3 separate regions of the Mus musculus genome follow, and regions 1 and 3 are each linked to region 2. The links are chromatin loops, found by intact Hi-C in ENCODE. Cell type or tissue: left cerebral cortex. All regions are shown on one strand.

The links. A loop is a pair of places that touch in the nucleus more often than their neighbours do. Peaks named below come from ENCODE experiments on the same cell type or tissue, not always from the same donor. Only the 100,000 strongest peaks of a DNase experiment are listed, where the experiment ranks them.
Region 1: a loop joins it to region 2, with 5 times the contacts of the local background. A loop is called at or near these places in 12 of 42 quality-filtered maps.
Region 3: a loop joins it to region 2, with 2.7 times the contacts of the local background. A loop is called at or near these places in 10 of 42 quality-filtered maps.

Annotation. Positions count from the first base shown.
Region 1 is chr2:11,772,851-11,780,850 of GRCm38, reverse strand. Fbh1 (F-box DNA helicase 1) reads left to right here and starts at 3,266. Exons shown (of 21, transcript NM_015792.2): 1 at 3,266-3,419. The coding sequence starts at 3,419. It overlaps Ankrd16 (ankyrin repeat domain 16), which reads right to left and starts at 3,098. Exons shown (of 7, transcript NM_177268.4): 1 at 1,949-3,098; 2 at 954-1,174. The coding sequence starts at 2,262. In left cerebral cortex, CTCF peaks have their summits at 2,166 and 3,604; DNase peaks (open chromatin) are centred at 2,369, 3,193, 7,093 and 7,230; H3K4me3 peaks cover 3,257 bases; H3K27ac peaks cover 3,508 bases.
Region 2 is chr2:11,599,935-11,607,934 of GRCm38, reverse strand. Rbm17 (RNA binding motif protein 17) reads left to right here and starts at 4,736. Exons shown (of 12, transcript NM_152824.1): 1 at 4,736-4,850; 2 at 7,179-7,316. The coding sequence starts at 7,194. It also overlaps the pseudogene Gm13260. In left cerebral cortex, CTCF peaks have their summits at 1,030 (motif pointing left) and 4,605 (motif pointing left); a DNase peak (open chromatin) is centred at 4,642; H3K4me3 peaks cover 1,339 bases; H3K27ac peaks cover 582 bases.
Region 3 is chr2:11,706,209-11,714,208 of GRCm38, reverse strand. All of the region lies in intron 1 of Il15ra (interleukin 15 receptor, alpha chain), which reads right to left. Among named protein-coding and RNA genes, the nearest start is that of Il15ra, 4.5 kb to the right of the region's middle. In left cerebral cortex, a CTCF peak has its summit at 3,897 (motif pointing right); DNase peaks (open chromatin) are centred at 3,884, 5,482 and 7,281; H3K4me3 peaks cover 846 bases; H3K27ac peaks cover 240 bases.

The DNA of each region.
Region 1 (8,000 bases), 170 kb before region 2:
GGTCTCTCTCGCCAGAAACCTGCAAAAACATTTTGACTGTAATCTATTCAATAGGAACCTATAAAATTATCCAGAAAGTTACTCCTCCTATTGAAGACACCTACACTCAACAGGAAAGATTCTGTCTTCCATGTATTTTGGTGAGTGACAGACAGGTTGCTGACTGGTTCTCCAAGGGAATCTTTGGGGGTGGGAGGTGGGGTGATGGGAGAGTTGGCCAAGTAATTTATGAACCATGTGGATCTTTTCCTAATCATTCAAAAAGTTTCAAAAAGAATTTCTTGATCCCGAAGGGACAGCGGTGGCTGGAGAACCACCAGCTGCTTGCCGTCTAGACTGTATCATATCTCTGGCATTGGCCTAGAGAAAGTAAGAGCTCAGGACCCTGACTCCATGAACTGCCTCGTAGACTAAGAATTAGTTCCCAGATGTCTCTCTTTGGGAGGTGGGTATTAGGGAATATGAGGCAGGGTCTCCCAGCATTGCACTGCCGCCTCAGCTTCCATGCTGCCTGGCTTACTTCTTAACTTTCTTGTTTTATTAGACTCCTGAGACTATTATCCACACAGTCCACTCTAGTTTTGCTCTTCTCTAGGGCTCTACAGCATGGAATCATTACCATCATGAAAAGCTACAAAGGATATTTGCTCAAATACAGACCAAGTTCTTCACCCAGGGTCACAGACATTAGAAGGAACAGACAAGCTTATCGTCTAACGAACCAGGAATGGCAGGCAAGATAGACACACAGGAAAAGTGGACTAACACAATGATGTATCAGCCAAAGGTTCTGCCACTTCAGAAACTTATAGTTCGCCAAGAGAGCACAGATGCTCTGATGCCTTGTCTTCTGCTTTCCCAAATCCTCCATTCCCCTGCAGGGAACTTGAACTACAAAGTGTAGACAGTGCTTGCACAAAGCCACTACAGACTCCAGAGCTTGCAGGGGGTACCTGCAGTGTGTAAAGGGGTTCTTCTAATGTTGCTCTCTGTTTTCCAAGCATCAGGGCAGACAGTGAGCAAGTACCGGAGGATCACAGGGTGGCCTTCTCTACTGGCAATGTGGAAACTGTTCCAGCCATCCTTGTTCTTCAGGAGTGGATTGGCACCGTGTTCTACAAGGTCCTGGATCACATCAAGGTTCTTCCTTGTGCACGCCATCATCAGAGGAGTCCTAAGGTCAACCAAGATGGAAGGGAGCTGAGGCACTTGGAAGAAGCCAAACCTTCACATTACCTATGTCTTTGGTACAGATGGAAAACCTAGAGGAGTCTGGTGGGGGGCGTGGCAGGAAAACACCTTAGACTGTCAGCCTCTGACTTCTTTGAGGACCGTGGAGAAATAACAAGGGGAAACTGATATATTTTCCAGCCCCTATGTTTTGACAGAGCTTGAAATAACTTGAAGGCGGGCATTTCATTAAGTTATGAGCCTAAAGAAGTTCACAGGGTCTTAGGAATTAGACATGAAACTAAAAAAGATGCCAATCTAGGAAGAAATGAAATTGTTTTCAGTGGTGGGAGAGTATCACCAACATCCCTGCTGGTGGCTCTGTAAGGCTAGAGGTGACAAAACTGCCTAAGAACTCAATATTCGGTGCATGGCGAACTGAATTTCATCAACTCTACTTATCCACTGTGGCCATGCAAATTAAACTATGTAATCGTGAACAGGAATTTTAGCAAGATGTCTCCAGAAAAACGCATCTTGGGCACACGAGTAGTACAATTCAACCGTTTCACTCCACTTGATTACATTTCCATACTCTTTCGACGGGAAACGATTGCCCTAACTAAAGAACCAAACCCACACGAAAGGGAGGTCGGGGAGAAGATTAGAAGCTGAGAAAAGTTATAAATCTAACGAACACACTGAAAAATACATGAAAATCTGCGATTCTTCAGGGAGTGTCGATATAGCTTTTCTGGACCGTGGGTTGGGCACCTACCAGTCCGCCTTCTTCAAGGAGTCCACGACTGCACCTCGGCCCAGGAGGTAGCGCACGCAGTCCCGGTGGCCCATAGAGGCAGCTTCGTGCAGAGGCCGCTTGTAGTCTCGGTTGGTAGCCTCGATGTCCATACTCCAAGCCTCCACTAGGTACGCTAGGATATCCTGGCGTCCGTGGCGTGCTGCACAGTGGAGAAGGGTGTCTCCGGCTGGCCCCCGGCAACCTCTAGCTACCGCCAGTTCCTCCTGAAGGTCACGCAGTCGGCCCTCTTGCACCAGCCTGCAGAGGCGCCGCGGATCCCCAGGCAGAGCCATCGCCCTGGACCAGGATGGACAAAAGTAGGAGGAAGACCCAGGTTCAGTCTTAGAGCAGATCTGTGCTATGATAGGTTGGGAGGTGAGAGAAGGCTGGCGCTTCCGCTTCCGCTTCCTCCACGTGACCCTTTTCCCCGACTCTCGGCACCGCCCCCTGCCCGCCCCCAGCCAGATTCTCTCCGCTAGCGTCTTTAATGCTTCTTGCCCTGGTTTGGAAGTCACAGTCTCCAAATGTAGAATGGTGTCCCCTCAGGCGACAACATGCACACTCGTAGGTCATTCTGGTTACCGCGCATCACACACGCGTACTCGTCAGGGTGGGGCCTCGGGCTCCCAGGGCTTGGGGTAAGGCTGTGTGCACCTGACATCCTGGAGCTGTCCCTTGCACCCGAGTGAACTGGGAACGGAAGACCTATCAGAATGGAGGGTGCCAGTGTACCGCGAAGTCCTGCACGCGGGACTTCTGGCCTCGCATCCCAGATGTGGTCTGCTCTCCACCGGACAGCTTCTGGGAATGTTTGCTGGGCTGCTCCGGTGGTAGCTGCACAGGCAGTCGAGAGCACGCTGCCCACCACCCTGGAACCTAGCTGGCCCACCCCTGGCCTGAGGATGTCTGCCGGACTGACAGCCGCATCCTTCGGCTGACCAGGCTCACAACAGCAAGGGTTTCTGGGGCCTCTCAGAGCTGGAACGGTGTCCTTGTGCTCCGCCCGATCCTCACCCAATCCGCAGCCGACCCCAGCCCCCTCCCCGCCCGCTGCTGTCTCCTGGGCCCCCGCGGGGACCCAGGGAGCTCTAAGGAACTCTGGGAAAGTTTCCTTCGCCTCCTCCGCGGTGGCGAAAGCACAGACGGGGCGTGGCTCTCAAGACACTGAGCCACGCCCCCTCCCGCTTCGCGTACGGATTGGTTCCAGAGTCTGTCCGTCCGCGTGACCCTTCCAGTTCGGAGTGCTTCGATTGGTTCACGGGCCTGTCCGTCGTCTCCGGTGGGAGGGTGCGTCTTGGCAGCGAAGAGGCGGAGCTCGCGGAGGAAGTCTGCAGTCGTCTGTGCTCGCTGTCTGGGCCGAAGGAGGGGCTTGCTGGTCGGGGAAAGGCTGAATGTCCGGCGGCATCGCCTGGGTGGTGTCGCCGCCGGGGTCCTGGGCCGGGCCGCCATAGTGCGTGAGACCGTGGACTTGGCGTGGGGTGCGAGCCGGGAAAACTTCCTATTGTGGGGTCTCCCGCGCAGGGGTCTTGGCCTCGGGGGTGGGGCCCTAGCTGAGGGTGGGCGTAGGAGCTGGCCGCGCCCGCGGTGGTCAGGAGTGGGCCTGCAGAAGGAGGTCGGATGCTCTCTGCAGACCCGCATCCCTTGGCCGCTCCCTGAGGCTCCGGAAGGGGCAGCACCTGAGAAGACAGATCCTCTGCCGCTGGCAAGCCTGGCTTGTCTCCACTGTAATGTTTTTGACCTTGGGCGAGTCATTGTATGCAGCTCCTGACGTTGGTGTTCGCCTTGGTAGTCTCCCACCCCCTCACCTGAACAGGTGATGGTGGTTAAGGGGACGCGAGAAGGCCTGGGGGGCTTTTGGAGGGTTCTTTGAGACCCGAGCCCGCTTTGTTGGCTTCCTTTCGAGGAACTAGACATTTAACCTAATGGTGTTTCCGTTTGGGAAGTAAAATGGAAGTCGCTCCTGCCAGGTTTAAAACAATTTCTTTGCATTTGGCAGTACATTCTGGTTCACTAAGCGCCTGACATTGTCTATTCCATAAACAGCCCATAGGTAGCATTCAGGTTTTAGAGACGAGGAAGGACGTCAAGGCCAAATGAAGTTAGTGATTTTTGCCACGTATTGGAAAGTTGAGGCATCTGATAGTTTCAAACTTTTTGCTACTTTGCATGGTTTTAAATCTCAACGTTTGGGAGACTGAAGCAAGAGGACCTTGAGTTCGAGGTTCGAGGCTAGTCTGGGCTGCCTACTCCTTCCTTACAAATGATTTCACGTGGTCTTGCCTTATCTCTCTTAAGTTTCTGGTCCTTTAAACAAAACCGAGAATCCTGGTTTATAAAAAGATGAAATTGGTTATTTAATTGGTATTCTAAATTAGATTCTGCCTCTCCTCTGCTCTATGAATTTCCTTTGCTCTGTGTTTTCCTTTGGGAAACTAGATATTTTTGGTGAATCTGCCTCCATAGCCCTGGTGATTTTTCTGGAGAGCGGTGGGTATTTATGCTTTAAGTTTATGAGTAGGGCTAGTACTTCTCTCTCTGTCTGGTTGAGCTGCCCATTTCTTCAGTGAAGGTCTTTGGAGGCCTTCAATTCCCTTGTAACTAACTGTCAATGGAATTGGGATATTCGATCTGACTTTTGCTGTGTTTCATGGATCTTTGGTACTTAGATGTCGTTGAGGGATCAAGGGATCAGTCCTTTAACATGTTTCCTGGTTTATGAATACATAAAAGTATTTGAATTCTAATTTCAAATGTGTTACTGTCGCATACACACACACACACACACACACACACGCCCATCTTATATTTCTCTGTTCCCCCAGGCTGACTTTAGTTTAGAAAAATTTAGATTTTTTCTTTGCTGTTCTGGTTTTGACAAAACTTGTAGAAATTATCACCAAAGCCAGCTCTTACATTGTCAATAGTTATTCGCATGCTCTTTGAAGACTTTTGATGTTTCATAGAACTCGAGGGAGCTTTAACTGGGTGTTCTACAGAACCTCTTAAAATAATCTGGACATGATGGCACACAGTTGATCAGCCTAGCATTTAGTTGGCCTAAGACCCTACTTCAGCAAAACAAAGCAGACCAACCACCAATCAAAACAACAACCAAACCACAAGAAGAAACCCTGAAAATTATTTTTAAAATGGAAACTTTAGGCCTTTCAGTGTATGAAAAATTATTAGAGCAGCCATTTCTTCCTTTGCTTTTTAACATAGCTAAAATCAGCTCCCTTAATGTTACACAAGCAGAGTCAGTTGTCCTCCATTTTCCTCTTGGTCTTCACACCTTGTTGATACTCACCTGTCCTTGCTACCCAACTTCTGTTCTCCGGCCTTCTCCAACTCTTGCCCAGCTGGTACCATGACTTTCTGACTTATTTTGCTGACAATCTCCATGCCTAGCTACCCTTGGCTGTGTAATGGCCTTGCTTTTAAAAACAGCACGTTACTCTGAATTGCCTATGCAATGAGTAAAGGACAGTGTCTTTAGCAGTATGTAAGAGGACCGTTGTAGTCTCTGGATCCAAATTCATTTTCCAGCCTGTCAGTTAGCGTTTTGTTCTGAAGAAAGGAAACGTTTCTGTCACACATTGTGCCATTCCTTTGTTTTTCATTCATATTGTTTTCTTGTGCCTAACTGAATCCCATTCATCACTTAAGGCCCATCCCTTTATGGAGATTCTTGTAACAGTCCTAATTATATTTACTACCGTAGGCCCTTATGTGTATATTTATGTAGTGCTTGGATTGCTGTGTGTTTAGCAATTTGTGTTTGTTTTGGTAGCTGCCTTATGGTCAGGCTTACTTATTTTTGTATGCTCTCCAATGTCTAAAATAGCATTAGCAACAGGGATACCATAAGGAAAGCCCTCATGGAGTTCATAGTAAATCTGGGAAATGGAGAAAAATGAAGAGGTTGAGGAATGAGTGAATAAATAATAGAAAATGGTTATCAGATATATGAAGATATATTGTGGACAGTAAGTAGTGATTTCTCGTTTGTTTGTTTGTTTGTTTTCTGTCATTCTGTCTGAGGAACACAGAATGAGCCGTTCAGCCCATCTTTTCTTGCAGTAATAAATGGGGGCTGTACTTACAGAAGTAGTCGGTGTTTTAGGGCATGAGGTGACCGCAAGAGACTGGGGCTGCTGGGCAGGGAAGGTGGCTCAATTGGTCAAGTGCTTGCCAGTCAAGCATGAGGATCCTTAGTTAGCACCACATAAAACACCCGCATGAGAATGCGAGCCTTGTAATGTCAGCACTGGGAGGCAAGGCGGCTACCTGAGCTTGCCAGCGCAAGCCAGCGAGTGCAGCTGAATCGGGTAAGCCCTGGGGCCCAGTTAGAGAAACAGGACAGATTCTGAGAAATGACACCTGAGCTTGACCTGGCCTCCTGATGCATGTATCCTTTCCTATCACACTCCCCGTAGCAAAGTTTGGGCTACCTGATGCAGACCTGTGGACTTAGAGAAGCAGGGAGTGGCTGGTAGGTCTTTCCATGAAGACCGAGTGACAGAAAGAGGAATGAGAACCAGTGTGCACTCTTTGTGTTTGGTGTTTGTCTGTCTGTTTTCCTTTGAGTTAAATGGGACAAAATATTTAAAAGTTTTTTTCCCATTTTGAGTCTATACTGTAGACTGTATAGTGACATTTCTCTTATAGTTCATTTTTTTCTGAATATTTGCTACTAACTGTCTTTGTGAGATATAACTGCTCTTTAAAACTGGTATAAGAATTCAACTTGAGGATGTTTGTTTTGTTTTTAATAAAGTTTTGCATCCAGGCTGATCCACAATCCCTGAGTGCTGGGATTAGTTATATATCTTTATGTTCCACTAATGTGAGATTTTTCCAACCTCCTGTAAAGCTTTCTGGGCCTAAAGTCGAAAACACACCAGACTAAGTAGTCAGAAAAGCCAAGTTCTTCTGGTGATGTTATTAGTTTAAAAAAAAGAAAGAAATTCATGTGTGCATGTGTACAGCAGAGTATGCAAGTACTTGCAGAGGCCAGAAAATCATTGATCCCCCTGGAGCTGGAGTTACAAGCTATTGTGAGCTGCCCACACGTGGATGCTGGGAACTGAATCCTGGTCGTCTCCTAGAGCAGCAAGGGCTCTTACCACTGATCTATCTTTCCAGCCCCTGGTGCTGTTGCTTAGGAGCTAAGTTGTGGCTTGAAGCAGGTCTTTTCTAAGCCCTACTTTAATTGAATAATCATGGGGTTATTTTGCAGATGAAATGAGAACTTAGGAAAGGCACTGCTCTGTAAAGCAGGCTGTGGGCTGTAAGAAGCTTAAGGAACTGTGAGATAGTTGAAGCCACCACAGCCCAACTTTAAAAGGCAGCCCCATAGCTGTGCAGCTTTTCATCTAATTAGCAGTTATTTATGAAGTTATAAACAGAGAATACTGGGTAGAAATATGTTCTTCATTTCTCTTTCCTATATACCTTACAGAAAACATTTAGCCTCAGAGCCAAAACAAATCATCATTATATAAATAATCACTATTAATACAACACAACAAATATATATTAAGACAATAATCTATAAGGTATACTTTAATAGACATTTATGAAAGCATTGTAAGTGTCTCAGAAATGTGCAGAGTGGTTGTATCACAGCTAAGTACTTCCTGGCTTGAGTGGCAACTTAGAATGATAGAGTTGAGGGATAACACTTGGCTATATTTATTTGGACTCTCAGTTTTACTGGCTGTCATTGGACGGTTCAAATGCCAGAGTCATAGTAATAATGGTCTCTATCATACAGTACCTCACCCGTCTGCTTGTGCATCTTCAAAGCTTTGGAGGTGAGGAGGGTGGCACATTATCTAATTAGCAAAGTTAAATTTGGCTTCAGAGCATTATTCTCTCCAGTGAGGAACCTTGTAGGAGGGAGCTGGCTTGTTTGTTTGTTTGTTTTCTAATTTTAAGAGCAGTTATTTAATCAACTTCTCTAGGAGTTCTAAGAAATTAGTCTTCATCTTGTCTATGTAGGTCTATAAACTGTAAGTTTTAGAGGATT
Region 2 (8,000 bases):
AGAGAAATGTTTAATTATGCCAGGGATCACCAGCCATGTATCATTTACATGAATGAAATAAATGCTGTTGGTGACTCTTGGTTTTCTGAGGGTACTTCAGCTGGCAGCGATTTAGAGGAATTTAATGAAGTTACTAAATCAAATGGATGGATTTGATACTCTGCATAGAGTTAAAATGGTCATGGTTACAAACAGACCAGATACACTGGATCCTGCTTTGCTGTGACCAGGCAGATTCAGTAGAAATCACAACTACATATCAATTTTTCAAATGAACAAGCACAATTAGATCTGTTGAAAAATCCATGCCCTATTACAAAGCATGGTGAAGCAGATCCTGAAGTAATTGTAAAGCTTGCAGATGGCTCTGTGGATCGCACCACAGAAACACCTGTACAGAAGTTGGTATGTCTGCAATTCATGCTGATCATGACTTCAGTTCAGGAAGACTTCATGAAAGCAGTCAGAAAAGCACTGATTCTAAGAATGTAGAGTCTAAATTGGACTACAAACCTGTGTGATTTACTGTGAGGTTTGATGGCTGCATAACAGACATCGGCTTAATGTAAAACTCAAGCTAAGGAAAAGAATGTATGTATTGGCAGTGATCTCATTAAAAGTCAATAAATATATGTATAAGCAACATTCATATGTTTCTTACATACACAATAGTATATAATTCAATAAAATTGGCCCACAAGAAAGTTGTATGTTTGTTAATGTTGCATTTACTGCAAGAGAATTTACAAACAACACGTTGAAGCTCTTCATATTTTTTGAAAATGCTTTTCATATGCTTTATGAGCATTTTGTACATCATCCAAAATGCTTTGAAATAATAGATAGCATTTCTTATGACTTATTTTATATTTTCTTTTCCTTGTCATAAAAAAATGGGATAAAAGGGCCGGAGAGATGGCTCAGCAGTTAAAAGCACTGACTGCTCTTCCAGAGGTCCTGAGTTCAATTCCTAGCAACCACACGGTGGCTCACAGCCATCTGTAAAGGGATCTGATGCCCTCTTCTGGTGTGTCTGAAGACAGCAACAGTGCACTCATATAAATAAAATAATTTTAACGAAATAAAATCTGCTTTAGCTGTCCTATATAAAACAATAAAAAGCAAACAAATAAAAATATACCACAGGCATAAAAAAGTATACACCAGGAAACAAAAATTATCCTTTATGATATCAACAGTATCACTAGCCGGGGATGGTGGCACAGGTCTTTAATCCCAGCCCTTGGGAAACAGAGGCAAGAGGATTTCTGTGAGTTCAAGACCATCTTGGTCTGTGTAGTAAATTCCAGGACAGACAGGAGTACATAGAAAGACCCTGTCTCAAAACAACAGTAAAAGTATCATTATACACACTACACATTGTCACATTGTTATAATCAAATTATAAGTTTATGCAAATTATACTAATTGTCGCCTTAACTGATTTGTCTTCCTCTGAGAGCACCCACCACCCTTCTCCCCCTTCACATCAGCCTGCAATTTCTGTCCATTGTTCATGCCAGGGCATTTGATCTACCCACTGTCCTGGCTTCGAATATCCCTTGGTCTTGCTTTCTTCTGGAACATCTGCCCTCCTAATATCTTGGCTAGGATTAACTAGTGTCCTATTTTTGACCAATGCTAACCTTTTGATTCCTGCTGTCCCCACTCCAGGCTGCTGAATATTGCTGGAAAAATTCACAGAGCTTGTTTGTGTTGGAGTTCCCACAGGTGCTGGCTCTGCAACTCACCTCTCTCATACTGCTCTTCTTTCCACTTCTCACATAAAAACACTGTGTTCGGGCTGGCAAGATGGCTCAGCGGGTAAGAGCACTGACTGCTCTTCCAAAGGTCCTGAGTTCAAATCCCAGCAACCACATGGTGGCTCACACCCACCCATAATAAGATCTGATGCTCTCTTCTGGTGCTTCTGGTGCATCTGAAGACAGCTACAGTGTGTATAATAATAAATAAATCTTTGGGCCTGAGTGAGTGAGGCCGACTGAAGAGAGCAGGCCTGAGTGAGCGAGGCTGACTGGAGAGAGCAGAAGTCCTAAAAATTCAATTCCCAACAACCACATGAAGGCTCACAACCATCTGCTCTGCTACAGTGTACCCATATACATAAAATAAATAAATAAACTTTAAAAAAAAACACTGTGTTCATTGAAAGTTTAGAATAAGTTCATTGAGCTAAGAGGTTATATAACTAGAAATAGGTAACTATGAAACTAGAAATAGAACAAAACAAAGTTTTTTTTAAAAAAAGCCAGGCATGCCGGGCGTGGTGGCGCACGCCTTTAATCCCAGCACTTGGGAGGCAGAGGCAGGCGGATTTCTGAGTTCGAGGCCAGCCTGGTCTACAAAGTAAGTTCCAGGACAGCCAGGGCTACACAGAGAAACCCTGTCTCAGAAAAACGAAAAAAAAAAAAAAAAAAAAAAAGCCAGGCACATTCCTTTATCCCAGCACTCAAGAGGCAGAGGCAGTCAGATCTCTGAGTTTAAGGCCACCCTGGTCTACAGAATGAGTTCCAAGATGGCCAGGACTACACAGAGAAACCCTGTCTCAAAAAACCAAACCAAACCAAGCCCAAACCAACCAAACAACACCCCACAGAAAAACAATAAAAAAACAAAACAAACAAACCAAAAAGCCAAAAGAAGGCCTATAATAGTAAACCTACAAAATTGATTTTTTTTTTAAAGCTTCAATTTTCTTTTTTTTTTTAATATATTTTTTGAGTGCAGGTGTTTGGTCTGCATATAAGTCTATGTACCACCTGTGACTGTCACTCACAGAGGCCATGAGATCCCCTGGGACTATAGTTACAGATGTTTGTGAGCTGTCATGTGGGTGCTAAGTAGGTTATAAAGAGCCCCAGGTCCTTTGGAAGAGCAGCTGGTGCTCTTAACTGTTCTCTTCTGCCCCACAAAAACAAAATCTCAACTATTACATGTGTGTGTGTGTGTGTGTGTGTGTGTGTGTGTGTGTGTTAATTCCTTTTCCCTATTTATTATTTCCTATAGTGTTTACTATGAATAACAAGATTGTATTTTTTTGATGTACAGATTTTATTTTTTTTTCAACAGGAATTGTATTATAAAATGTCATGTCAAACTTTTAATCAACCCACACATGGTGTTGCTATCTGATTTCTTTATGTTTATCTGCCACAAGCTGGTACTTTATTCCAGGCTTGCATTTTCAAGCTTTCAGAATTTTTAAAATTTTTTAAATTTTTATTATTTATTTATTTATTTGGCTTTTCGAGACAGGGTTTCTCTGTATAGCTCTGGCTGTCCTGGAACTCACTCTGTAGACCAGGCTGGCCTCGAACTCAGAAATCCCCCTGCCTCTGCCTCCCGAGTGCTGGGATTAAAGGCGTGTGCCACCACGCCTGGCACTTTCAGAATTATTTGAACACTTTCTTGTAAATCAGATTATAATGTTGGTGTGTTCACTTGTGTAAGGTCCACCTCCACAGTTTTATGATGGCTATTCCTGGTTTTCAACTCGACTACATCTGGAATGAACTACAATCCAGAAATGGAGGGCACACAGGATCTTGAGGCTGGAAGACACAGGCTGCTGACCCAGATCTTGACATGGAGATCATGAGACAGCCCAGGCAAGGTAGTGCACAACTTTAATCCCAGGACACTGAGGCAAGCAGTTCTCTGAGTTCAAGGCCAGCCTGGGACAAAGCAAGTTCCGGATCCAGGTGTGGAACTTGAGGACATAAAGACATTGGGAGAAAGAAGATTGACTCACTCCTCGTCACCTTCTTGCACTTACTTGACAGCATCTCTGTTGGAACCGATTTCTTCAGATTGTAGCTTAGACAGAAGACCAGATGAAACAACCTACTTCGTGGGACAGAGCAACTACTAGATTCTTGGGTTTCCCATTCACAGCTGCCCATTGTCAGGTTAGTTGGACTGCAGAGTGTAAATCATTGCAATAAATTCATTTAATATATATAGACAGTCTATAGGTCCTCTGACTATAGAGAACCCTGACTGATACATTTTTCAGCTTGAATTCACCACCACCACCACCCTTTGCGGGGGGGGGGGGGGGTTGTTGTTATTGTTGCTGTTTTTCAAAATAGGGTTTCTGTGTAGTCCTGGCTGTCCTGGAACTCACTATATAGACCAGGCAGGCTTTGAACTCAGAAATCTCTGTCTCTGCCTCTCAAGGGCTGAGATTAAAGGCATGGGTCACAACTGTCCAGCTATAGCTTGAAATAATTTTTACATGCAACCAAAAATATGGGGAAAACATATTTACACAAAGCCCTGGTTTCTCTGACCTTTCTTTTGCCATTTGCTGCATTTTTATTCCAAGCGAGCAAGGTTTATAGTGTTTACATTCTTTCTCTGAAGACCTAGCTCAGTGTGTGTTTTTAATGCTATTAGATTCTGCAACATCTCGCCTGCAAATTTATTTCCACCATTTAGTATATAAGGGAATAGTTGGGAGTGAATACCTGGAGCCTAGTAGGGGATTCGGCTCCTACTCCAAGGTCAGAAGGCACATGAATCTCGAAACCTTGTGCCAATGGCGCCATCTCTTGGCCGGCAGAGAGGAGATGCAATGTAGTCCTCCCGTCAGCAGGGTGCAGTGCGAGCCGGAGAGTGCAGCTTTGCTTCCGCGAGTCACACGCAGGCGCAGACGTGGACTCCCGGCAGCCTCCGCTCTCTTACCCCGCGCGGTGCATCCCTTTGCGGACTCCGTGGAGGCTCGGCGCTGCGGCGGACTCCGGCGGTGGGCGGGCTTCCGCGCAGGGCGGCCGGGCTCCGCGCTGCCGCCGCCGTGGCCCATGGGCACAATCGTCTCGGAAGGCCGGGTGAGTGGCGCCGCGGCGGCCCTGGCAGGCGGTCTGATCCGGAACGTAGACTCGGGTGTGCGCGCCTTCACGGATGCGCTGGACGCGAGGCCGCGGCTCTAGGCCGCGCCGTGAGGGGCGCGGGGATGCGGGCGGGGCACCCCGAGCTGCCCGGGGGGTTCCCAGCCCTCCACGTTGGGCTCCTTCAGCCTGCCACGTTCCACCGGGCCACCTAGATCCCCCCTTCACCAGTCCCGATCCTCTTGACAGTGAAGAAAGTACCTTTCTCCTCTTCATGGCCCATGCCCAGACCAAGTTGTTGGGTCGCAAGACCGCAGTAACCCAGACTGCGTCGGGCCTCAGGAATGGAGAAGCCAAAACACAAACCCCAAAACTTGTTTCCTTCCAGAGCACCTGAAGTGAAGGTTGAGGCCGTTGTCTCACCGGGACAGAGAGTGTCTGTTGTAACCCCCGGCATGCTCAGGCCTGCGCTAAGGGGAGTTTTAGCGTTCATGTCCCTCCGCTAGCTTTCGAGCTTCTTCTGCTTGGACCAGTTGTGCTCTGAATGAGTGCTGCAAGCTCAGTAAGGTGCTTCTCCAGGGGTTAGATCTCTAAGAAGCTCGTTGGAAAACCCAGGCCTGGATTGATCCGAAGAACCAGATTACAAGCTGGAAAGACCTGGAAGAGGAGTTTTATTACAAGTGGAAAGGCTGCACCTATGAGGAAGAGGGAAAGCAAGAGCAGAGAAGCGCTGTAGAGTATTCTGCAGTTTAAGGCTGTGACAGAGGATGAAGAGGGACTTAGAAGGGTGATCAGTCAGACCTTCCTTTGAGAAGTCAGGAAGGGGGGACCATTGACATAAGTTCTTGTTATAATTCTGCTTGTTCTGGGAATAGGTGAGGCCTGTCTCTCTGCAACAGGTGGCTCTTTTAAATCATGGGGACACATTTATACTGGGCTGAGCTGTAAACATTTCGAGATAACAAATTTTAGTAAATATGAGTAATGGAGCCCAGGGTGGCAATATGTCTGGAATTCCAGTGCTTGGAAGGTGCAGGCAGGAGATTAAGAGTTCCGAGGACAAGCCACACGTGGAAATCACATGTGTGATTTCCTACAGGCGTCATTTTTCTCCTACCATATGGGTTCTTGTTGACCCCCTGATTTGTTATTATGTACCTCCTCCCCCCCACCACCTGTCCCCCGCATAAATTTTTCACACATCTTTCCAACAGGGAAGAGTTCCCTCTAGTAGGTCATTCTACAAGTCTTTCAGAACAGTAGAGAAATCTGCTGCGCTGTTTGCTTTAGTTACTCTGGTTAGTTTGTTTTTAACAGTCCCTGGCCAATGGTATCTTGGTAATACGGATGGGAAATGTGAACTATCAGAGATGGCATAGCTACACACGGAAGGGTATAAATGATTCGGTAAAACATCATTAAGTCCTGAGTATAAGATATGATTGTGGTGTGGATCAAGCTAACAGAGGTAGACTTTTAGACTTGTGATGGTTACTCTTGGTTAGCTACATCTGGAATCTACTAAAACCCAATGGCTGGCCACACCTGTGAGGGATTTTTATTTATTTATGGACAGGGTTTCACCTGTGAGGGATTTTATTTATTTATGGACAGGGTTTCTTTTTGTAACAGCCCTGGCCCTCCTGGGACTCATCGATGGTTCTGAGCCACCATTACAGGTGGTTGTTGGAAACTGAACTCAGGACCTCTGGAAGAGCAACCAGTACTCCTACCCACTGAGCCATCTCTTTGGCACCTGGAACTTTATAGTTAATAATGCCCCACATAGAGAGCTTCCGTCTTACTCCATTATCAGTTCTATAACTGAAGGATTTGACTCATAAGTCAGTTCACCATAGTCTTTTAGATTGAGAATTAATTCTAGGCTGGACATAGTGGCATATCCCAGCACTCAAGAGGTGTAGGAAAGAGTCACAAGTTCAAAGCCAACCTCGTCTTTGTGATAAGTTCAAGGCCAGCCTGAGCTACATGAGAGCCCTGAGGACTTTTGTTTGTTTGTTTTTTCTTTTTTAGTTTTTTGAGAGGGTTTCTCTGTATAGTTCTGACTGTCCTGGAACTCACTTTGTAGACCAGGCTGGCCTCAGAAATCCGCCTGCCTCTGCCTCCCAAGTGCTGGGTTTAAAGGCGCGTGCCACCACGCCAGGCTGAGGACTGTTTTTAAACTAGTGCCTAAGTATAGTTTTGCAGATTAGAAAGAACCCTGCATTTGTGACAGGAGGGTCCATGGTGCAGCTGTTTTAACACAGAGACATTCATAACTTGCTTCTGCTTTGCATCTTTTAATCTCTGTCCCTGCTTGTCTTTCAGCATTAAACCAAAAAGATGTCCCTATATGATGACCTGGGAGTGGAGACCAGTGACTCAAAAACTGAAGGCTGGTCCAAAAACTTCAAGCTCCTGCAGTCCCAGCTCCAGGTGAAGAAGGCGGCGCTCACTCAGGCCAAGGTAAGAACAGGCCCAGGGCAGGAGAGGGCAAGTCCGCTGAGTTCCTTTAAGCTTGCTCTTTGCCCCCTTGCTGGATACGTAGAAAAGAGTGGGTGGGCGAGGGGTGGAGAGCTGATTGCCTCTCCTGGCTCTTGGAAACAGCAGGACCATTCATGGAGTGGGAATTAAAAAAAGCCATGAGACTGGCTTTAGACTGGAGCATGCCTGAGACTGACTGCAAACTGTTTACAGATGCTGTTTTCATACCCCTAGTCCTAATAGTCTGGGACTTCTGGCCTAGGCTGGGTCCCAGCTAGTTTATTGTAAGAAGTTTGGAATTGAGCTTTGCAGAATAATCAGAGCCACCCCAACATGCATACAAACATATATACATACATGTTAAGTAAATTTTATTTGGTTGGGTTAATAATCGTGTACACTATGAAAGGCTCTGATGTTTGTGAACATACCCAGGATATATAGTTATAGGTGGGAATTGCTGTGTTGTATACCTGTTAGACTTGGCATTGTCTTGGAGACAGTGCAGCTTTTTCTTTTTCTTTGTTTCTGTTTGTTTTCAACATAAGATTTCAGTATGTGGCTTTGAACTGTCTGTGTCGACCAAGGTGGCCCCAGTTTCACAGAGGTCTGCCTGTCTCTGCCTACCAAGTGCTGGGAATATCACCCCACCCAACTATGCGTATA
Region 3 (8,000 bases), 110 kb before region 2:
TAAAGGAAAACACCACACAATCTTAGTTTAGAATCTACAGGTAACACAATTGCTGGGTGCGGAAACTAGCATCCTGTGATGGTTTGTATATTCTTGGACCAGGGAGTGGCACCATTTGGAGGTGTGGCCTTGTTGGAATAGGTGTGACCTGGTTGGAGTAGGTGTGTCACTGTGGGTGTGGGCTTGAGATCCTCATCCTAGTTGCCTGAAAGTCAGTCTTTCACTAGCAGCCTTTGGATGAAGACATAGAACTCTCAGCTCCTCCTGCACCATGCCTGCCTGAATGCTGCCATGCTCCCACCTTGATGGTAATGGACTGAACCTCTGAACCTGCAAGCCAGCATCAATTAAATGTTGTTTTTATAAGACTTGCCTTGGCCATGGTGTCTGTTCACAGCAGTAAAACTCTAACTAAGACACATCCTAATTTTATTAGCTATTTAAGTTATAAATCCTCCAGTGGCGCATCCCAGAGGATCCCTACCTAAATCGTGGGCCTCTCGCTACCCACATTGTGTCTCCATGCTCTTTCTGGTCCAAAAGGAAGTATCTTTCTCCTGACTTCCCTATTCCTCTCACTGACTGGAAATTCCCACCTACTTGCCCAGTGATTGGTCCCTTGAAATCTTTATTCATTAGGGGAAGGTTCTGCCTCATTTAACTTTAAAAAATACATTTATTTATTTCTTTATTTGTGTGTGTGTGTGTGTGTGTGTGTGTGTGTGTGTGTGTGTGTGTGTGTGGCTTGCCAGTCCCATGTGTTTAGCTCTGTGTTTCCAAATCTTTAAATCCTCATTTGGGGTACTTAGCCGTATGTTACATTGCTTGGGAAATACTTGGGGATGGATTAATGGTGTGGGGTGGGAAGGAACTGTCATAAAAACCAATTCAAATGACCTTAAGGACACTTGGCAGTAGACCAGAATGGAGAATTCAGTGAAACATACTAGGCCTGACCTTTTAGAAAATGTTCCCTCTGTCTGAGAAAGCCTGGACCTTTGGACCTGTGAGTGAGCTATTACATTATTTGTGGCTGGACATTTTCCAGCTATCGATCAGTATCTCCAGAGACTTGTGAGCTCTTCAGGGAAAAGGCTAGAGGAAGACATCTAAAAGAACTACCCTTTCTCTTGTTTGTCCCAAGCCTGCTTCTTAACGTTATTGTTATTGTCTTTTCTTGGGCCAGCAGGGATCTTATGAGATCACAGTTTATTTTGCTTCCCTCAGAGAACTGGCAGGCCCTGCCAATGGGTCATTTTGAAACCTTGGAGGTAAAGGAGCCTAAGAGTCCCTTCCTCACACAGGGCATTTCCCGCCTTGCAATTGCAGAGGCAACACATTCTGCACAGAACATCCTTTTCCTGATGGCTGACACTGCTGTAAATTCTACTTGGTCTTTCCACACATCTGGAGCACTCCTGCTCCAGGAACATGGTGTGCGGGGTGTAGAAGATGAAGCAGATGGACACAGCTGGGAGTGATAAGACGTGGTTTAACTGCAATGCCTGAAAAAAGTGCCATTGTGTAAAAGTTCAAGGATGAGCAAGAATTAGCCAGACATTCAAGGGAAAAGCAGAGCAAGCAGTCTAGTCTGGTCAACAGGAGTCGATACATTTCCAGAATGGTCCTGTGAGAGGACTCAATCACTGTGGCTCTGCAGAGCACGCTCATTGCTGGCAAGGAGAGGAGCTCCTCTCGTTGTCAGAACCTTGTGAACCCTGCCTGATAGGATGGGAATATATATATATTTAAAGTTAGAGCTGAAAAGATAGCTCAGTGCTTCAGAGCAAATCCTGTTTTTCCAGAGCACCCGACTACCTGTAACTCCAGCTTCAGAAGACCTAATACCGTCTTCTGTCTGCCTCGAGTATGCGCATAGCACACGGCAGACACTCACACAGACATCTATCGACACACAAATAAAATATGAGACACATAAATCTTAAAAAGAAATGAGCGAATGATGGAAGCCAAAGAGCTAAGAGAAAGAGAAGGGAATGGGACCTAGAGTCTGCCCATGACCACAGTCTGCTGTAGCTCCTTCATCTTCTCCCCTGCCCTCAGCATGGCCTCTCTGCAATCCTTCTTCCCGTTGCCATCCCAGACTTCATCCAAGCATCCATCTCTCCAGTCTCCTCCTGTACTTGGTTTTAATCACACATTCTTCCCCCCCCCCCCCCCCCCAATGAGTAGAGTGCTTGGCCAGCACACATAAAGCCCTAGGTTTGATCCCAATGCTGTATTAAAGCCAGGTATGTATGTTTTGTTTTTGAGACAGGGTTTCTCTGTGTAGTTTTGTCTATCCTGGAACTCACTATGTACACCAGGCTGGCCTCTAACTCACAGAGGTCTGCCTACCTCTCCTGGGAGATTAAAGGTGTTCACCACTACTGCCTGGCCTTAACGCCAGGTATGGTGATGCATGCCCGAGACCCCAGCACTCAGGAGGTAGAAACAAGAGGACCAGAAATCCAAGGGTATCTTGAGCTACATAGCCAATTGGAGGCTAGCCTGGGCTACATGAGACCATCTTAATTTCCTGCCCCTACCAAGAACTCACTACTGTAGTTTCCTAAGAAGGTGCTATATTAATTTTGCAGCATATCTAAGTCTAAATCAACATTTCCAACCCTTCCGTTTTGTTAAAGGTTTTTTCAACATTTATTGTTTATTTATTTGTGTGTGTGTGTAAATCTTTGTTAATTGCTTTCAAAGTTGACTCTTTGATTCTGTGCCTTTTATTGAATTGTAGACCCAGAACATCAAGTCCATGCTGAATCCCACAGCAACAATGTCATAATTATAGGTCAGCTCAGGAAAAACTGATACTTAGTAACCGTGAGTCTTCTCAAAACCGGAACCTAGGATCTGCCTTGATTTAAGTCTTTCATGTCTTTCTATAAAGTGTTTTATAGCATTGAAATGTTGTATTGTAGTGTGTGTGTGTGTGTGTGTGTGTGTGTGTGTGTGTGTATGTGTGTGTGTGTATGTGTGTGTGTGTGTGTATGTGTGTGTGTGTGTGTGTGTGTGTGTGTGTGTGTGTGTGTGTGTGTGTGTGTGTAAGTCAGAGGACAACTTGCAGGACTTGGTTCTCTCCACCCCAGGGGTTTATAGGTCTTCTGTCTTAGCAACAAGCATCTTTACCAGCTGAGCTGTCTCACCTTGAGCTTCCAGCATGCAAGTCTTTTTTATTTTTTTAATTAGGTATTTTCTTCATTTACATTTCAAATGCTATCCCAAAAGTCCCCCACACGCTCCCCACACCACTCCCCTATCCACCCACTCCCACTTCATGGCCCTGGTGTTCCCCTGTACTGAGGCATATAAAGTTTGCAAGACAAAGGGGCCTCTCTTCCCAATGATGGCCAACTAGGCCATCTTCTACTACATATGCAGCTAGAGACACGAGCTCCGGGGTACTGGCTAATTCAAATTGTTGTTCCACCTATAGGGTTGTAGACCGCTTTAGCTCCTTGGGTACTTTCTCTAGCTCCTCCATTGGGGGCCCTGTGTTCCATCCAATAGCTGACTGTGATCATCCACTTCTGTGTTTGCCAGCACCGGCATAACCTCACAAGAGACAGCTATATCAAGGTCCTTTCAGCAAAATCTAGCTGGCGTATGCAATGGTGTCTGCATTTGGAGGCTGATTATGGGATGGATCCCTGGGTGCAGCAGTCTCTAGATGGTCCATCCTTTCATCACAGCTCCAAACTTTGTCTCTGTAACTCCTTCTATGGGTGTTTTGTTCCCAATTCTAAGAAGGGGCAAAGTGACCACACTTTGGTCTTCGTTCATCTTGAGTTTCATGTGTTTTGCAACTTGTATCTTGGGTATTCTAAGTTTCTGGCTACAGTAATAAATAGAAATGACTCTGCAGCCACCAGGGGTCGCATTTGTGGAGATCATAGGCATGAGCCACCATACCCAGCTTCATTATCGTATTATTTTAGAGGTTGCTTTACCACTGAGTGATATCATATTACCTCACACCTACAGCATAAGAGCCTTAAACAGGGCTAGAGAGATGGCTCAGCCAGTAGGAGCTCTTGCCACCCAAGTGTGAAGGTCTGAGTTCATATCCCCAGCACTCACGCAAGAATATTAGGTATGGTTGTGTGCATCTGTAACCCCAGAACTGGAGGTGGGGAGGCAAGGAGTTATTGAACAGGACAGCAAACGTTCTCCATTGGGCAGCACATAGGCACACACACGCACACACACATGCACACGCACACACACACACCCTTAATGACTGTTCTCTATACATCCTTTCCCAGCCTTTGTGCTGTTATTGCTATCAGCCATTTTTCCTTTTAAATTCACAGTAGCACACCAATGTATCACTATTATTTTTGTTTTGAAGAGCAAAATTATCTTTTGCCACCAATCAATTTAAAGTGTTTATGTTATTCTGATCATTCTCTGAGTGTTTTGTACTAAGAGGGCTTTGCAGTAGCTACTTTGTGTCTCGTCTAAGAAAGGAAGCCTATATCAGGTCTGTCAATAGTGAATGGTCCTCAGAGATAAACATAGGAATAGTTGATATTTGAATGCACGAGGTTATAAAAATACCGCAGCCAATCCAAACTGCCAAGTGGTGGTGAGTTATTTAATTTACAAAGCTAGATGGTTTCACAATTACATTAGAAGCAATATATTTCATTGCAATGATAACTTTTAATTTCCTTCAGTCTTAGTTACATCTTTTAATACTACAATCTAAGGAGATATATATCTCCTTAGATATCCGATGTAAGTCTACAGCTATACCATACTAAACTTGATAGGGCTTGTCTGGTCTTGGAAGCTAAGCAAGGTTGAGTCTGGTTGATACTTGGATGGGAACTATCTAATGTAAGCAAGTCTCATCTTGTCTGGAAGAATACAAGCACCATGAAGACTGTAAGTGTATTGCATAGTTCCCTAGTGCTCCTTCCCCAGTGCTAAGCCCCATACACATACAGGGCAGGTATTTATACGTTGCGAGCTTATGAATACATATATCAGATGAAGTTATAGAAACTGGGACTTAGAGTTATGCCACTTTCAAAGTTCTCACATCGCCAGTCCTAATGATCATTAGCATGGAGCATGGGGCGACACCTCTTTCTGTTTCTCAGAACCTGTGGATCAGGCTTCTTTATCAAGTCAGTTGAGAGTCTAAGATGGGCAGGAATCCCTGGCCTACTCTTATATCTGGAGTTCAAGAGTGGTCAGGTTAACACACCCCTCCCATTCTTTATATGAGGTCAGTGTGCATTTCAGCATTTTCTTTCCCTGAGCCTCCCATTTGAAAGCAGATAGGTACTAAGACACGGAGAAGAGAAAATGTGTCCCTTGCCTTCTAGAGGCTCACTCTGACTCCACCATGCCCAAACAGTCAGGGTATCTAGGCTTCCAGTAACCTATTTTTTCTTCCTGGCTGAAGCGCCAGCCAACCTATCACACTTCCTCATGGTGCAATAAGTACAGGCTGTACTCACTCAGCTCACTGCCCCGAGAACTCATCCATTCCTCTTTCCTCCAGTTCCTTAAGTTGAGGGCCTAGTCGGCTTCGAGGGTCAGAAGGCTGGGTGGTCACAAGTTGGAGACTCAGCAGGACTTCTTGGTTCCAGTTTCCCAGAGACACCAGCTCTGCTTCAGGATTCCTTTGTCACCCACTGAACTATTGCAGAAGCTGCAATCTCACTTGCAGCTGTCAGGCTGTCCTGACTGGTTTGTTCCCTACATGCCTGGAGCACATGTCCACCATGCAGCCTAGCAATGTACTTCCTCCACAGACCCTAGAGTCCCCTACTGTATTGCCCAAAAGAGTATTAAGGCTCCCTAGGAGAAAGCCTTCCATTCACATTTACTACCATAGGTGATGAATGACACCAAGGTCATGGAGGGATTCTATAAGAAAGAGAGTCACCAGGGCCAGGCACACACTTGGGAGGCAGATATCTGTCATGGACAGCCTGGTCTACATAGAGTTCCAAGCCAGCCAGTGCTACACAGTAAGACCCTATCTCAAGGAAAGAAGGAGAGGGAGGAGGAAGAGGAGGAGGAGGAGGAGGGAGAGGAGGATAAAGAATACAGATTCCCAACATGTTGCCTCTTAAATACTACCATACTGAAACAACTTAAATACCCAACAATCAGGAGGCAACTAATGCTGATTCACAGATCTAAAAATAAGTCATAGTTTAGCTGGGTATGGATGCACACACATCCCATAATCCCAGCACTGGGGGAAGGGAGTAGGGAATCATTTTTCACCTGCCATATTGTTTGAGCCTCTCTCTCTCTTTCTCCCTCCCTCCCCACCCCCCTCATACACACACCCCTGGAATTCTCCCCTCTTTGCCCTGCCTCTCTCTCACCCCAACATATTGTGCTGTCCATCCACTCCCATGGATTCAGGTCCTCAGATCTGGATGACAAGAATTTTCACCCTCTAAGCCATCTCCTCAGTAGCCACCCATCTCTTTGTTTGTTTGTTTGTTTATGCTTTTAGGTCTTAGTACATAGCCCAGACTATCTTTTAACTAGAAATCCTCCTGCCTCAGCCTTCAGAGTGCTGGGATTATAAAAATACTCCATTACACTGGGTGCTAGTTCACTGTTGATGCAATTACAACATGAACAAAGAATAATGATTGAGCTAAATAAGCCACACAAGAAAGAGTAGCGTGCTTTATAACTCCACTTATAGAAAATACTAGAAAGTGCAACAAATCCAAAGGAAAAAAAGTTAAATTGTTGCTGAGTTGAGCAGGAGATAAGAATTTTGGAGGACACAGGGAACTTCTTAGTTATGGGTGTAACCCTGCTTTGGTTTGGTGATAGTTTCAAGAGTGTAACTTTCATCCTGAAACACAAAGAAACATACAACTTAAATATTTGCAGTTTTCCTGGAGTCAGTTATGACCCAATAAGGCTGTTCTTAAAACCAAGATTCAGGTGCCAGTTGATGGCACCAGTGGAGCCCGAACTTTAGGCAAGGAGGTGCTTCCTCTAAGCTGAGCTGGACTGAAACCACATTCACTTTCAGACTATTTGGAATATCTGCAGGCTATTTCTGAAATCTCAGGACCATTCTTTGCTATCCAGTTAAGAGGAATTTACCAACACACTCCAGCTTTACAGATGGAGGGTGGGGACCCAAGAATAAATGAAGCCCCGTAACACCCCTACAGAGCCAACCCCAGGCTCAAGTCTGTGTGGGATAACTATGACCAAGTTCCAAGGAGACTGAGTCAGACGCCCATCACTGGGAAATCTTGCTTTAAAACACACTCAGGGCTAAGGAATTGCTAACTTGCAGGAAAGTCCATGGATGACGTCATTGTCCTCGGTCCCCAAATCCTGTGCACATTTGCAAGCATGTGCTTTCACACACATTTCTGTGCAGGGAGTACGTAGATTTTTTTAACAGACTCTGAAGAATTTCATGTTTATAAAAAGATGCGACATCCTGGGTCCGGACGTTGCTAGACCCAACTGTTCTCGCTCTTTCCTTCTAGACCTATTGGAACAAAACTAGGAGTCTCAATTCATTCTTCCCGAGATTAGATCTAGACGACACATTCTGGAACATGTGACACCCCTTCTTCCATGGGAAAACAGTCTCTCCTCCTCTCCAATCGTCCGGGCCCCAAGTTGCCAGTGCGCTTGAGAACCTGGACCTGTTTTGTAGCGTTCAGATGCGCAACCTGCCTGCTCCACACGTGGTTTTTGTTTGTTTGTTTGTTTGTTTTGTTTTGTTTTTCCTCCCGCGGAGCGCAGTACTTTGCCCAGTGCCTTCCATCTAATTTACTTTGACCTGAAAGTCATGAAGGGTGGTTTTTCCTCAAGCCCCTCCTGGAACCCCACAGGCGCGACACCCCACAGCTGCGCCAGGTGGGCTGGCAGAGGCACACTCACACATTTCTCTAAGTTCTTTAAGTCTTATCGAACTTGTCAGACCTGCTCTCCCTAAGTCGCCGAAACGCCGGTGGGATCGCTCAACTCCC